2 separate regions of the Homo sapiens genome follow, and region 2 is linked to region 1. Evidence: read pairs that join two places in POLR2A ChIA-PET (ENCODE). Cell type or tissue: OCI-LY7. All regions are shown on one strand.

Region 1 (8,000 bases):
CCTTATTGGTCAAAGTACAAAATGCATCAAATTAAAATCATTTTGTCCTTGAATTCCCAAACCTCAAAGGTACGCGTTTGAAAGCAAGTGAAACTGAACGGGGTCCATTTATACATAGATCTGAGGCAGATGGGGAGGCTCACAGGAAGGCACATTTTTGCAGGCCTACTTAAGGATTTTCAGAAGTTATCAGTAAAATTGATTGTATGTATCATACGACATTGAACACAAATGATAATGGTTCTTTATTCCAAATACAGAATTGCACAGACACAGAAAATGCAGGCCTTAGAAAAAATAAGCACTGCGAGGTAATGAATTTTGTAATTCCACAGGCTCATGGTCTTCATCAGTGTCGAAAAGTCAATTAAAGGATTGGTCAACAAATAGTTATGTAGTTATTAGGTGGATTTTGCATGACCTCCCACCTCACCTTCTTGGCTGCCAGCAGGAGTTGAGCAAGACCACCATGAGAGTGTGCTTGTCTGCGCATGAGAATTTCAAATGATTGGGGGTGGGGACTACCTATTGTTTCATCTTCTTCCATTAAATAGTACAGATACAAGATCCAAATTAACTGGTACTAGGTAGTCTAGAATGTCTTCTTCGTTAATTATGGCTGTCTGATAACAGAGACCAAGAATGGAGAGGTTACAAACTCGAAGGCCAGCTCTGTTCTGTGACCTGATAAATAGTTTGAGGCAAATGCTTTTCTTTTGTCTCCATTTACTGATCTGTTGATAATGACCCACTAATATTAATTACAAAGAAGATGGAAATGAGAAAGGATAGGGTAAGATGCAAAAATTCAACATAAATTATTTTTATTTTTATGAAGGAGGGGGAAGAAATTCAAATGTTAATTGAGCATGCAAACACTGGCTTGTGTTTGCATTTACACCTTCTGCTCTTTTCCAAAGAAAAGAAACCAGTTATGGTCTCTGATGGTCCTTCTGCCAAAGTCCTCCTTCCTTGAGCCTCGATTTAAAAAAATGTGTTTAAAAGGTTTTGTTTTGTTTGTTTAGCAGCAAGTCAAATGCTAGGAGGTCAGTTTCACAAAAGAATGTCAACCATTTCCTTTTCCATCTCATTTTTTTCCTGTAGCTTTTCGTTAATTTCTTTTTTTCGGAATTATGATCTTTAACTTTTTTTTTTCTTCTTTTGAGATGGAGTCTGGCTCTCTCACCCAGTCTGAAGTGCAGTGGTGCTAGCTCCCAAGTGGCTGGAACTACAGGCGCGCACCACCACGTCTGGCTCATTTTTTGTATTTTTGTAGAGAGGGGGTTTCACCATGTTGGCCAGGCTGGTCTCGAACTCCAGACCTCAGGTGATCTGCCCGACTTGGCCTCCCAAAGTGCTGGGATTACAAGCGTGAGCCACAGCACCCGGTCTGATCTATAACTTCTTCACAGCACTTTAATCATTTTCGTACCTGTCCTCTTCCCTTTACACTTTATTCCTCCATACTTGTTTTGTGTTACTGTTACTGCCAATGCACAGTATCTTCCCCTCGTTGAGTAGGGTTTCTCCTCTGGACTGCTTTCTCCTCTTATCTGCCAAGTCAGTACTGGATCTACAAGGTCCCTATTTCTACTTTTATACCTTATAGTAAGGTATAAAATAGGATGAAAACCACATGCTTAAAAACTATTAACCTCATCTCCCTGAATAGTGTCATGCAGCACTTCCTTTTATTTTTTTCCAGCTTTTTTTCCTTTCTTTTCTTTTTTAAATAAGATAGGGTCTAGCTATGTTGCCCAGGCTGGAATACAGTGGCTGTTCATAGATGTGATCATAGCATACTGCAGCCTTGAACTCCTGTACTCAAGCAATCCTCCCACTTCAGCCTCCTGAGTAGCTCAGACTATAGGTGCATGCCACCATGCCTAGCTGTTTTTTCAGGCTTTAACTTAGGCTCCATGCAACTGGAAGGAAAGAGAAAAAAACAAAAAGGAGTAGCCAGATATGGTAAAATAGAGAAAGATCATGTTAGAAATGTTTGAATTTTCAATATTTAATTTGCAAAAAATTCTAAAATCAATGTAATAGTCACATTAAGTGTATTTCATTATCAATTCTAGGAATTTCATAAGTGTTTAGAAAGTTAAGCAGTTTAATTTATTGCAAATCAGAAACTTTTTTCTCTGACGTTCTCCTGGAAAAAAAAAAATGGGAAGAACTATTATCTTGGCAACAGCTCTATGATATTGCCGAGCTATGATTTGCAAACCATAAATTGAGAGATGCTGAATTAGTAGTGCTAGACTCTACGTAGCTCAAAGTGCTTCACTTATTCTTATGAGATACATACAAGAAATCCCCTTTTTTTAACAAAAGGGAAGTTGAGACAGAGTTTAGGTCGCCTGCTAAACCACATTGCTCATCGGTGATAGAACAGACATTGAAACCAAATGGACTTGACCCACATCCACGGAGTTCCATTCGTTTTCTCAGTCTTCTTGTGCACATTCAAATAAGCTATAAGGACTGCTTCAAATTATTCAAAAAGAGCAAATATTAAAACTCACAGGTTGGGTACATTTATCACAACCCACAGTAATACTTATCCTTACTATGAGCAATGCTCTCTGATCATTCAATTTTATTCTGTTTCTTTGTATTTAAGTCCACTACTAATGCATTGTAATCTGCAGTTTAAGAAACAATGAATTAAATAACAATAATCAATGTTAACATTTATATAGTGTTTACTATTGCTAGGTTCTGTTCTAAGCACTTTACATATAATAATTCATTTAATCTTAATAACAACCATGTGAGGTAATGGCTATTATTGCCCCATTTTACAGATGAGGAAAAGCACAGAGTTATGCCCAAGATCACACAGCTAGATAAATCCTTTGCTTAGATTGTGAGAAAGGCTGTCTTTGATTTTTGAATCTGAGTTCTATGTAGGATCAATATGGAGGTAAAAAAAAATAGGATATCAAAGTTTATGTCATATGATTTGTGGGTCACTAAAGATTCTAACTCCTTCACTGCAATATGACATAGTGTTTGAAATCCCTAGAATAGCTGGGCGCAGTGGCTCATCCCTGTAATCCCAGCACTTTGGGAGGCCAAGGTGGGCAGATCACGAGGTCAAGAGATTGAGACCATCCTGGCCAACGTGGTGAAACCCGGTCTCTACTAAAAATACAAAAATTAGCTGGGAGTGGTGGCGTGAGCCTGTAGTCCCAGCTACTCGGGAGGCTGAGGCAAGAGAAGCACTTGAACCTGAGAAGCAGAGGTTTCAAAGAGCCGAGATCACACCAATGCACTCCAGCCTGGCGACAGAGTGACATTCCATCTCATAAAACAAACGAACAAACAAACAAAAAACTGAAAATGTGTTACTTGGAAGGGAGTAAGCATTATTATTATTATTATTAATCTCTAAACCTTATAACAGTGCTTCAAGGTAGGCAATATTATCCCCACTTATCAGATGGGAAAATTGATATTTTGAGTTTATCTGGAATCTTTGCTGGAGTTTGCTGTCAATATCAGATTAATTACTTATACTATAGAGTCCTATTTTGATGGAACACAACATAAAGCAACTTTGATTAGCAGAGGGTGTAGAAATCTTCAGAATGGGGCTGGGTGCAGTGGCTCATGCCCATAATCCCAACATTTTGGGAGGCCAAAGTGGGTGGACCATTTGAGGTCAGGAGTTCGAGAGCAGCCTGGCCAACATGGTGAAATCCCATCTCTACTAAAACACAAAAATTAGCCAGGCATGGTGGTGCATGCCTGTAATCCCAGCTACTTGGGAGGCTGAGGCAGGAGAATCACTTGAACCCAGGAGGCAAAGGCTGCAGTGAGCCAAGATCACGCCACTGCACTCCAGCCTGGGTGACAGAGAAAGACTCCATCTCAAAAAAATAAAAAATTAAGTAAAATAAAATAAAGAGATGATTGGGGTGTATTCATGGTATAGCTCAGGAGAGGGAAAGCTCAGGGGAAGGACTAAAGTAGGTAATTGGGAGCCACCAAATGGTAGAATGAGAATTGTAGTGGCCTCCCTGGGGTTGCCTGCCCAGCCCCCATTTCTTTTCCTGGCTTCTGCCCACCCTCCTGGACTACAAGGCCATAACAGCAGGGCTTCATGCAGCTATGATTGACCTTGCCCCCAGTCACAGACAGCTGGACCAGGAATAGACACCTGAGCCAAGTGAGGCCAATGATCACCTCCCAGAAGTGTTTGGAATGAGCACTGAAAGAGTCTAGTCTCAGCTTGGCTGGTGTACTGAATGGAGGAAACATAATCTCAGGAGCTATTGGCAGTCATACTTGCTTATTGTGGAGTAGAAAAGAAGTGTAAGCCAGTCTGCAGAGAGAAACTAAAATGAGGCAGATGCAAGAGAGGAGCAGATAGAGTGTTGATAAGACTCAAGTCTTAGATTCCAGTTTGTCCCAGAGGCTGAGCTGTGTTTCTGTCCTTGGATGCTCTCGCAACCTTTAAATGAATCCTCTTTTTTGGCTTAAGCTAGCCATCATGGGTTTCTGTTACTTGCAGCCAAAAGAGCCCTAACTAGGCCGAGCACAGTGGCTCATGCCTGTAATCCCAGCATTTTGGGAGGCCGAGGTGGGCAGATTACTTGAGGTCAGGAGTTCAAGACCAGCCTGGCCAATATGATGAAACCCCGTCTCTACTAAAAACATAAAGCATAAAACATAAACAAAACATAAAAAATGCCTCAGCCTCCCTAGTGGCTGAGATTACAGGCGTGTGCAACCACGCCTGGCTAATTTTTGTATTTTTAGTAAACCAACTTTACGATTTGCTTCCTGTCACAGAAGTAACTCTCTATTTTCAATGGTTAGAGGGCTGTGCTGTCCGATATGGTAACCACTAGCCACAGGTGGCTACTTAAATTTAATTAATTAAAATAAATATTTAAAAATTCAGTTTCTTAGGGTTTTTTCTTTTTCTTTTCTTTTTTCTCTTTTTTGTTTGTTTTTTGAGACAGGGTCTCACTCTGTCACCCAGGCTGGAGTGCAGTGGCGAGATCTTGGCTAACTGCAACCTCCGCCTCCCAGATTCAAGGAATTCTCCTGCCTCAGCCTCCTGAGTAGCTGGGACTATAGGTGCATGCCACCATGCCCAGCTAATTTTTGGTAATTTTTCACCATGTTGGTCAGGGTTGTCTCAAACTCCTGACCTCAAGTGATCCATCCGCCTCTGCCTTCCAAAGCGCTGGGATTACAAGCGTGAGCAAGGTGAAAATCAAAAGAAAACTGGAAGTGAGTACTGCAGAAACACTAGGGGACAACTGTGAAGTACCTGAACCAGTAATTGCAATCTATGTCCCTACCTCCCACTCTATGCAATAACTTGAGGAAAAAAAGGATATTAAGTTGGCTCTCTGAGAATTACCTGTAAAACAAACAAAACGAAAGAAACAAAAATGGGAAGGAAAGAAAGAGGAAAGGAAGCAGACAGAGGCAAAGTCACTTTAAAGAGAGAAAATGATTCTCTGTTCAGAGTAAAATTTGACTGGATGCATTAACAAATCAAAATAAATGTATCCTTCAAAAGGCATAATTCGTCAGCAGGGTTACAAAATTATCTCAGTTGTGGAGATTAAAGAATCAGCCTCAATGTATTCAGAAAGTAAATCAGGTGTTTACCTTCCCTTATTCTGAATTTTTTTTTTTTTTTTTGAGATGGAGTTTCGCTCTTGTTGCCCAGGCTGGAGCGCAAGGGCACAGTCTCGGCTCCCCGCAACCTCCACCTCCTGGGTTCAAGCAATTCTCCTGCCTCAGCCTCCCGAGTAGCTGGGATTACAGGGATGCACCACCACGCCTGGCTAATTTTGTATTTTTTTAGTAGAGATGGTTTTTCTCCATGTTGGTCAGGCTGGTCTCAAATTCCTGATGTCAGGTGATCCACCCACCTCAGCCTCCCAAAGTACTGGCATTACAGGTGTGAGCCACTGCACCCAGCTGATTTTTTACCCATGAAATAAGCTTGTGATTATAATGGGGCACTCAAACCATTTGCACCTGGAGTTCTGTGCCAGTGTAAATGCTCCAGTTCCTTTTCTAACTGTAAACCCATGTATGGCATGTTGGTTGTGTGCTTCCAATGCTGTACGTTTAGTTAAGATGAGTCTGCTCATCACAGACCAGATCAATCTTGTTTGTTGACAAAATCGGGTATCTGAACCTTCAAGGCAAAGAGCCAGGTTCTAATTAACCCAGATAACCTTGGTCTGGCCAGGTCTCTGGCAGACAGCAAGATGACCTCCCTACCAACTCCCTGACCTGTTCCAGGAACATATCTTCAAAATATTATTTTCTAAGTAGGATCAGGAGAAACTGTGGAGATCCTTAATGGATTCTGCCATGGCCTAATAAGAACAGAGAACCAGAGGGGTTAGATACGGAAGACTATGAGACAGATGGGTTAATCTAAAGGATGATAGCAGGAAAATGAGAGGGCCAGCAGCATTCTTACCTAGGAAGTACTACTGGGCACTTCAGAATTGAATATCCCCATAAGAAAGTTGTTTGATGAGACCCAGAACTGACTTACTGAAATGAAGAGTAGCACAACCAGTGTTTTTAAATAGGAAACTTTTCATCTTGACTTCTCCTTTTTTTTTTTTTTTTTTTTTTTTTTTTGAGACAGAGTCTTGCTCTATCGTTCAGGCTGGAGTGCAGTGGCGCGATCTTGGCTTACTGCAACCTCCAACTCTCAGATTCAAGAGATTCTCCCACCTCAGCCTCCCAAGTAGCTGGGACTACAGGCACATGCCATCACGCCCGGCTAATTTTTTGTATATTTAGTAGAGACGGGGTTTCACCATGTTAGCCAGGATGGCCTCAATCTCCTGACCTAGTGATCTGCCCACCTCAGCCTCCCAAAGTGCTAGGATTACAGGTGTAAGCCACCGTGCCCAGCCTCATGTTGACTTCTTACTACCCAAAAAGTACCCATCAAAGCACCAGAGCAATTTTTCTGAAAGTGGGATTTGCCAAGTGCCTGCACCAGAATCATCTAAGGAGCCTGTTAAAAATATGGGTTCTTGGGCCCTAGAACTACCAAATTAGAATATTAGGGATCAGAATGCAGGAATCTTCCTCCTTTAACCCTTTTTTTTTTTTTGAGACAGTTTCACTCCATCACACAGGCTGTAATGCAATGGCTCGATCTTGGCTCACTGCAACCTCCACCTCCTAGGTACTAGCAATTCTTCTGCCTCAGCCTCCCAAGTAGTTGGAATTGTAGACGCGCACCACCATGGCTGGCTAATTTTTGTATTTTTAGTAGAGACGGGGTTTCGCCATGTTGGCCAAGCTGGTCTTGAACTCCTGACTTCAGGGTGACCCGCCCACCTCCGCCTCCCAAAGTGCTGGGATTACAGGCCTGAGCCACTGTGCCCGGCTTTCTTCCTTTAATCTCTATTAAGCAAGCTCCCAAGTGCTTCTCTGTCCTCTCAAGTTTAAGATGCTCTATACCAAGTGAAGGGAAGTATACAGAAAAAGTAGAGGGAACAGTTCCCCTACCCAAAGGGTGACCAAGGGACAATGGTGGCAGCAGGGTCACTCAGATTGGCCACTCAGGCAGGCAGGACAAAAGTGTAATGCAGACTTTCCTAAGAGAAGGAACAGGCCCGACTGTCCAAGATAGGCCCGCTGCTCCACCACCTTGAAAGTAGTTTTTTAAATGCTCTTTAGCAAAATTGGCATAATTAAGTAAAAGGAGCACTCTGGAATTCTCTCTCTGTTTCTCTCTCTCTCTCTCTCTCTCTCTGGGCAACATGGCAAGACCCCGTCTCTACTAAAAATACAAAAAAATAGCCTAGCATAGTGCTGCACACCTGTGGTCCCAGCTACTCAGAGGCTGAGGTGGGAGGATTGCCTGAGCCTGGGAGACAGAGGTTGCAATGGTCCAAGATGGCACCACTGCACTCCAGCCTGGGTGACAGAGCAAGACCCTATCTCAAAAAAAAAAAAAAAAAGAAAAGAAAAGAAGAAAAAGAAAAAAA
Region 2 (8,000 bases), 180 kb after region 1:
CGGCCTCCCAAAGTGCTGGGATTATAGGCGTGAGCCACTGCGCCTGGCCCCCCCCTTTTTTTTTTTTTCTTCTCTCCCTCTGTGTTGCCTAGGCTGGAGTCCAGTGGCATGATCACAACTCACGACCCCCTGGGCTCAAGTGCTCCTCCTGCTTCAGCCTCCTGAGTAGTTGAGACTACAGGCACATGTGACTATGCTTGGCTAATTTTTTTATTTTGTAGAGACAGGATCTCACTATGTCGCCCAGGCTAGTCTTGACCTTCTGGCTTTAAGCTCTCCTCCTGCCTTAGCCTCCCAAAGTGCTGGGATGAGCCACCACGCCTGACTGATAATGTGATCGCTTAATATACCATTTTGTCCTCTAGTTTTCAATTAAGCTGCATAGATTAATAAAAAATTAATAGAAAGATATGTAGATGTAGATATATCTCATAAATAGCACTGACTCTGTTTCTTATGAGACCATAGAATTGCTTCTCCCAAAATGAAATCAAATCAATATTTATTGAACTACCTAAGTAATTCTTTAATCTTCCAGCTTGCTTTTTCTGTCCTGGGAATTCTCTTCACCCTCCTTGGGTGAATAAGAATTTATAATAAATAAGAACAATTTGCTGTATCTATAACTTGTATTTACTCATTGCTGTGAGTAATTGAATAGTAGTGAAAGACTGTGCTGACAACAGAAAAAATGAGTATACTCTGACAAAAGTATGTGTCAAATAGATTGTTATTTCAGTTTGATTTTAGAATTTTTTTCCGTATACAGTCCAGTGCTTTTAGAATTTTGTTATGGAATTAGAAGAACAAATAGAGATTGATCTGACTAAAAAAGGTATATTGTTATAATTCTGAATCACTTAATGCTGGCCTATAGTCCCCTGCAGGTAGAGGTCAAAAGCTCCCATTGATTTTGTGACAGAAATTTGTATCAGGCATAGTAGTCTATAGTTGGAGAGGTGAGATATTAACACATGAAAATAAACAATAACACACAGAAATATGCTGTCTTGAAGTTTAGATAAAAGGATTCATGGCATTATGGCTCAAGATGTCCTGAGAGACCCTCAAGCTATAGGATTATGGCACTATTACTCCCTTAGCTCTTTGAAAACTCTGGTTTGATGCTGCGATTAGGGTTCTGTGCTGTTTCAGAGTCACAGTGAGCACAATGTGACTTTCGGATTTGGTTGTATAGGATTGACTTATTCTGACTTAACCTTTTGGAGAAATGTAAGAATTTTCTCTGATTTTAGTAGAGTACTTGACTTTTCTATATTTATTTATGAAGTTTCAGGCTCAGATTTTACATTTTACTAACAAATATTCACAGTAATTAACACTTTTTAAGGAATTAAGTAAGAATAGTTTTATTCAATGTTGAAGCAAAACAAGGTATTTGACATTTAAAAATTTTTTAAATTATTGAGTAATTTTCTAAAGAAGAAATAGCTTTATAATTTTATTTTTTATTTTTATTTTATTATTATTATTTTTTTGAGATGGGGTCTTGCTCTGTCGTCTAGGCTGGAGTGCAGTGGCATGATCTCTGGTCACTGCAGCCTCCACCTCCTGGGTTCAAGCAGTTCTCCCACCTGAGCCTCCTGAGTATCTGGGATTACAGGTGCATGCCACCATGCCTGGCCAAGTTTTGTATTTTTAGTAGAGACAGGGTTTCACTATGTTGGCCAGGCTAGTCTTGAACTCCTGACCTCAGGTGACCTGCCTGCCTTGGCCTCCCAAAGTGGTGGGATCACAGGCATGAGCCAACCTGCCCAGCTGCTTTGTAATTTTATATGATTATTAATAATACCTGCTCATTGTAAGATTTTCAGACATCTATAGAAGAGTATGAAGTAGAAGCTAAAAATCACCTCTAATCTAGCTACCCATCAGTGGTCTTTGAAAGTTTTCCTGTGGATTCTTTCAAATATTTTAATATAAAAATGGTATCTTACTCTATATACTATTTTGTAACCCACTGATTTTCTTTTTGTTAGTAAATATAGATCGGTATCAGCAATGTACACTATAGTGGCCAGTAGTTACTTGTGGCTGTTTACATTAAAATTAAAATTAATTAAAATTCAATTTAAAATTAACTCAATTCTTTAGTTGCACTAACCACATTTTAAGTGCTCAGTAGGCACATGTGACTAGTTGTTACTGTATAGGACAGCACTGATCTACATTACTATTTGTTATGGTTGCATGGTAAAGGTATTTCTCTCCACACCCAAGCCCTGAATTCTACGAAGTTTTATCCAAAAAGGTTATGCCAACTTGAATTTTTACTAGCAATATGGGAGTATTGGTTTCCCCAGGTAGTAGTAGTATTCTTTTAAATCTTTATCCATCTGAAAGTTGGAAAACAGTATCTTGTTTTAATTTGTAAGTTTTTGACTACTGGTGAGATTGAAAATCTTTTGAAATGCTTAGTTGGCCTGGCCTGTCTTTTGCGAATTGTCCACTGGGTTTTGTTTTGTTTTTTTTTTTTTGAGATGGGAGTCTTGCTGTGTCGCCCAGGCTGGAGTGCAGTGGCATGATCTTGGCTCAACTGCAGCCTTCACCTCACAGGTTCAAGCGATTCTCCTGCCTCAGCCTCCCGAGTAGCTGGGGCTACAGGCATGTGCCACCATGCCTGGCTAATTTTTTGTGTTTTTAGTAGAGACGGGGTTTCACCATGTTAGCCAGGATGGTCTTGATCTCCTGACCTTGTGATCCGCCCACCTCGGCCTCCCAAAGTGCTGGAATTAACAGGCGTGAGCCACCGTGCCCGGCCCACTGGGTAGTTTTAATGTGTACAAGTTAGTGATTTCTAGTGATATGTAACTAGGAAAGAAATAATGTTAATAAGCTTGATGATATTATGTATTAAAGCAGTGAAATTTTAAACTGCCACTTTTTTATACTTTGATTTTCTGATTAAGATAAAGGTTGAGATTATGGTTTGACATTGGTTCAATTGACTTATCACAGGTAATTCAACAGGCATTGCATCGGCCCCCCAGCTCAGCTGCTCAGTACCTTCAGCAAATGTATGCAGCCCAACAACAGCACTTGATGCTGCATACTGCAGCTCTTCAGCAGCAGCATTTAAGCAGCTCCCAGCTTCAGAGCCTTGCTGCTGTTCAGGTAAGACTAAAATAAGAGTTTATGAGATCAAAGTTTCTGTTATCTGTAGGTAGTTACTGAAAATAAATAGATTGGGTATTATTTCAGAGTTCTCAGATGTCCTGTGGTTATTTTTCCCGGAGGAAATATATTAATAGGTTGCCGAATAGAAGTTAATTGAGAAAAAGGGGATATGTTTTTTTATGTTACTCTGTTTCTAGCTTTTGTCTCAGTGCTTTTTATCCAGATTGAAGAAATGCTATGCTAGTTTATGTGTATAAAGTTCTAGGTACAACAGTGAGTACTTAGGCTTACATAAATTGTATTTTTACTAAAAATAAGATTAAAAAAATTATATAAGTAATTATACTCATTAAAAAATCAAACAATATTAAGTTGTTTATAAGAGATAAAGTAAAGCTGTTCCTTTTCCCTGTCTATCACTGTTTCCCGTTCTTCAAAGGTGGCCACAGTAACAATCTAATACATATTTCTCCAGAAATTTTTTATACAAAGATAGGTATATCCATTTTTCTAAAATCCAATCATATTATTCCTACTGATAACAGGATTTCATTATTAAATGCTTGTTTTTAAAAAAGATTTTTGTTACTATTGTACTATTTAAATAAAGCTGTGTAAGATTTAATCTTAAATCCCCTCACCAGAGGAGGATCTCAATTGACTGAACCTGAAAAAGGTTTATTTCTGTTACCAACAGATTCTCAGCTGTTGCTTCTTAGTAGTGTAATTTTTAAATAACATGTTTGTGATACAAGTTAGGAAACTGAAACCCACTCACTGGCTCTTGCTGTAGCTCTAATTTCTTTTTCATAACTCTGGAGTAGTGATTCCACTTTAAAGATGACAGAGACCCATAAAGTGAAACTGACAATAAAGTAGCTAATAAAATAAGATTAGTCTTTGGATCCCCTGTTTTCACCATTCAGCTTTTCCTTATTTAAAAAATCTGTTTAACCGAAGCTTAAGCCATGTTGACTATAAAATTAGTTGTTTCATACATAGGCCTTTTGACATTTATTGTTGTGGTTTTGTGTTATCATGGTACCAGAAAGTTCTTAACTTCAGGTTTTTACCGACATATTCTAAAAGTCTTACTATTTTAGGCAAGTTTGTCCAGTGGAAGACCATCTACATCTCCCACAGGAAGTGTCACACAGCAGTCAAGTATGTCCCAAACGTCTGTAAGTTCCCTAAATTTTTTTTTCCTGGATTTAAAATTTTAAAGAATTGTTTTCCAAAAGTAAACTGTTGTTATTTATGAAGCTGTTATTATAATTTGTTGCATGCTGTTTAAAGTAACAATTGCCCAGAAATAGAAATGATAAAATTCAAGAATTCAGAACTAATGTTAAACTTATGAAAATCTGAGTCTTAAAAAAATCTTTTTGTATTATTTCTTGTATATCCATTTGCACTGATCATGTTCAGATCTTATGTGGTTTCAGCTTTCTGTGTGTATTGAAAGCCTAAAATATACAATGCAGGGATATTGGCCATGAATTTACTGTGATATACAATAGTATGTCATGTCCTTGGTAGACATCTAAGCATTTCTAACTTTGTGCAATTCACATTTTAGAAATTATACTTTCAGCTTACATGAGTTATTTGGGTTCAATTTGCAAGTATCCATTCAAGATAGGGTAATTTATTTTGAGAAAGGAGTAAAAGAAAGCTGATTCGCTATATTGCACATATATATTGGGAAATTGTGCCAAGTTTCCCAGGTAAAATAAATTTATGGGCATGGTAATACTTGTTTAGCTTTTAATTTTGGTATAATTTTAAACTGCAATAATAATAAAAAAATTTCTGTATCTACTCTACTCAGATTAATCAATTATTGCATATTGCCCCATTACTTTATCATTCATTCTTTTCCACTACATGTATACATATTTTTTTCTGAGTCATTTGTAAGTTGAGATATGTTCCTTTATTCCTAAATACTTTGATGTGTATTTCCTAAGAACAAGGCTATTGTTTTTTGAAGCCACAGAAAAATTACTAAATTCAGGAAATATAACATTGATACAGTGCAGTTCATTTTCACATTTCATCATTTGTCTCAGGTTTCCCAACCTCATCACTATGGACATTATGAGCCAGATAATTCTTTGTTGTCAGGGGCTATCGTGTAATTTATAGGATGTTTAGCAGCATCCCTGGCTACTAGATGCCGGCAGCTTGTGGTCTTTCTCCTTCCTCTAGTGTGACAACTATAGGTGTTTCCTGGTGGGGGGCAAACTGCCTGTAGTTGAGAACCTAATAATGTCCTTTCTAGATATTTTTTCCTGGTCCAGAATGGTAATACTTTGATACTTCATAAAATTGGCTCCAATACAATATAGTTTGTAGGTTGTTAAGGAATTGAAGGTTAAGGAATTGTGCTCTATTTCTTCAGCTAAGGGTATGGTCTTTGCTAACTACATGCTGTGGTCAGCATATAGCTGTGGTTTTTTTTGTTGTTTGGTTTTTTTTTCTGGCTGTTGATCTGACTTTTTTTTTTTGGCGTGGGAATGTCCTGGAGTGTGAACAAGATTAGTTTAAAAAGTTCCCTATGACTTGAAGATGTTAGATTAAATGAAAAACTTAAATAATGTAACCTAGCTCTTAAGCATTAATACTGGAGTTTTTGTCATTGACATCAGATGTCTTTAATACAATGGTAATTAAGGAAAGGAGTGGTAAATATTTTGTGGGCTACTGAAGGAAATTATATAGACAAATTCTTTATTCTGTGAAATACTGGAATAACAATAGGATGTATTTGTATAGATATGTTATTTTGAATTTTTTTCCTTCATGTTATTAAAAGGTATCTTTTTAAACTGTCTTTCATTATGGCTTTATGTATGTGACATTCACAGAAGTTAGAATTCTAGTGATTGTGCTTATATATATGACATTGTTAATGTTACTTGTCATAAACCAGCAGCATTATACCATGAAGTATGCCAAAAGCTGTAAATGGCTGGTGGGGGAAGATAAGTAAGTAGGAAGAACAGATTCCCAGTAAAATAAAGGAATAATACATTACATTTGCTTTATTTACTATCCGTTGTGAGCTTCTGCTCAAGTAATTTGACTAGCAGTAAAAATTACAATGCCCAAGGTAACTTAGTAAATTTAGGTCAATATCCAAAAACGGGGGGGAGCATGGTAACAGATCTCTTAAGTAGTGATGATAATGAGCCATCAGGTAACAGACTAGTAGTTTTCAGAGTTTTGATTATTTTGAGTTAGGTTTCCAGATAACAGTGAAGCCGTGGGAAAGGGTCCATTCTCCAGAAGAAAAAACAGCTGTCAGGTAACCAGCTAGGTAGTTGGGGCTTAGAGTAGGAGTGGGATCCCAATGGGGAAATGGAATATTATTTTAAAAATCAAGTCCAAAGTCCAGTCATACCACCTGGGGGAACTGTGTACCTACTGATTGATTATTCCTAATATGAAAACCCGAAATGCTCTAAAATCTGAAATTTTTGCACACCAACATGACATTCAAAGGAGGAGTGTTCATTGGAACATTTTGGATTTTGGATTTTTAGATTTGGCATGCTAAACCAGTTTGTATCTTTCCAAAATCTGAAAAAAAAAAAAAAATCCGAAACACTTCTGGTCGCAAGGATTTCATATAACAGATACTCCATCTATATGTGGTTTGGAGAGTAGACTTGTTAATTGAATGTATAGGTAACGAGTGGGTACCTGCATTCTTTTCTTTTCTCTAATTAGAATCATGACTAATTCTACACTATTGTCAGTAGTGGAGTGGTGATTTTTTTTTTTTTTTTTTTTTTGAGACGGAGTCTCGCTCTGTCTCCCAGGCTGGAGTGCAGTGGCGTGATCTCGGCTCACCGCAAGCTCCGCCTCCCGAGTTCACGCCATTCTCCTGCATCAGCCTCCTGAGTAGCTGGGACTACAGGCGCCCGCCACCGCACCCTGCTAATTTTTTAGAGATGGGATTTCACCGTCTTAGCCATGATGGTCTCAATCTCTTGACCTTGTGATCCACCTGCCTCGGCCTCCCAAAGTGCTGGGATTACAGGCGTGAGCCACCGTGCCCGGCCGTGGAGTGGTGATTTTATGATTGTTTGGCTCTAAAACTAATTCGGACTGAGCCTTTAGGTTTATGTCTTTAGTATTTCAACTTAAATGGAGCAAAGATCTAGTTAAATTTTAAAATGGAAGTTAAACCAACTAAAAATTCTACTTCTGCCAAAAAACGGCATAAGCAAAGTGAAAACAGCAAAATGGGAGAAAATATGTTTGCATAAATGGGTAATATTTCTTTTCCTTTTTTACTTTAATTTTTTTTTCAAAAGGGAAGACAGGGAGAATTTTAGCCTTCCTTTCCCTTTCCCTTTGACTTTGCCTTTCCATTCCCTTTCCTTTCCTTTGACAGAGTCTTCCTCTGAGGCTGGAGTGCAGTGGCACGATCATAACTCACTACCGCCTCAATCTCCCAGGCTCAAGTGATCCTCCTACCTCAGACTGCTGAGTAGCTGGGACTACAGGCGCACACCACTATGCCTGGCTCATTTTTAAAATTTTTATTAGAGTTGAGGTCTCGCTGTGTTCCCCAGGCAGACTGGTCTCGAACTCCTGAGCTCAAGTGATCCTCCAACCACAGGTCACAAAGTGCTGGGATTATGTGGTATAGGCATGAGCCACTACACCTGGCTGATAATATTTCTAACATACTGAAGACTCATATTAGTAAGATAAACAGTGAGAATTCACAGAAGTTCTCAGTTGGTAATTTTTAAAAGAAAGACTTTTTTTTTTTTTTTTGAGATGAAGCCTTGCTCTGTCGCCCAGGCTGGAGTGCAGTGGTGTGATCTTGGCTCATTGCAACCTCC

What was found. Peaks named below come from ENCODE experiments on the same cell type or tissue, not always from the same donor. Only the 100,000 strongest peaks of a DNase experiment are listed, where the experiment ranks them.
Region 2: POLR2A ChIA-PET joins it to region 1 with 11 read pairs; 15 of 35 experiments call an interaction of 5 or more read pairs at or near these places.

What each region holds. Positions count from the first base shown.
Region 1 is chr3:170,347,471-170,355,470 of GRCh38, reverse strand. No RefSeq gene overlaps it. Among named protein-coding and RNA genes, the nearest start is that of SKIL, 6.2 kb to the left of the region's middle. RefSeq lists an enhancer at 2,369-2,438. In OCI-LY7, no CTCF peak of the experiment used is centred here; DNase peaks (open chromatin) are centred at 4,350 and 4,770; H3K4me3 peaks cover 3,912 bases; H3K27ac peaks cover 5,701 bases.
Region 2 is chr3:170,167,692-170,175,691 of GRCh38, reverse strand. PHC3 (polyhomeotic homolog 3) reads left to right here. Exons shown (of 15, transcript NM_024947.4): 3 at 2,980-3,135; 4 at 4,242-4,319. Among named protein-coding and RNA genes, the nearest start is that of PHC3, 10 kb to the left of the region's middle. In OCI-LY7, CTCF peaks have their summits at 6,381 and 6,634; no DNase peak of the experiment used is centred here; H3K4me3 peaks cover 815 bases; H3K27ac peaks cover 1,412 bases.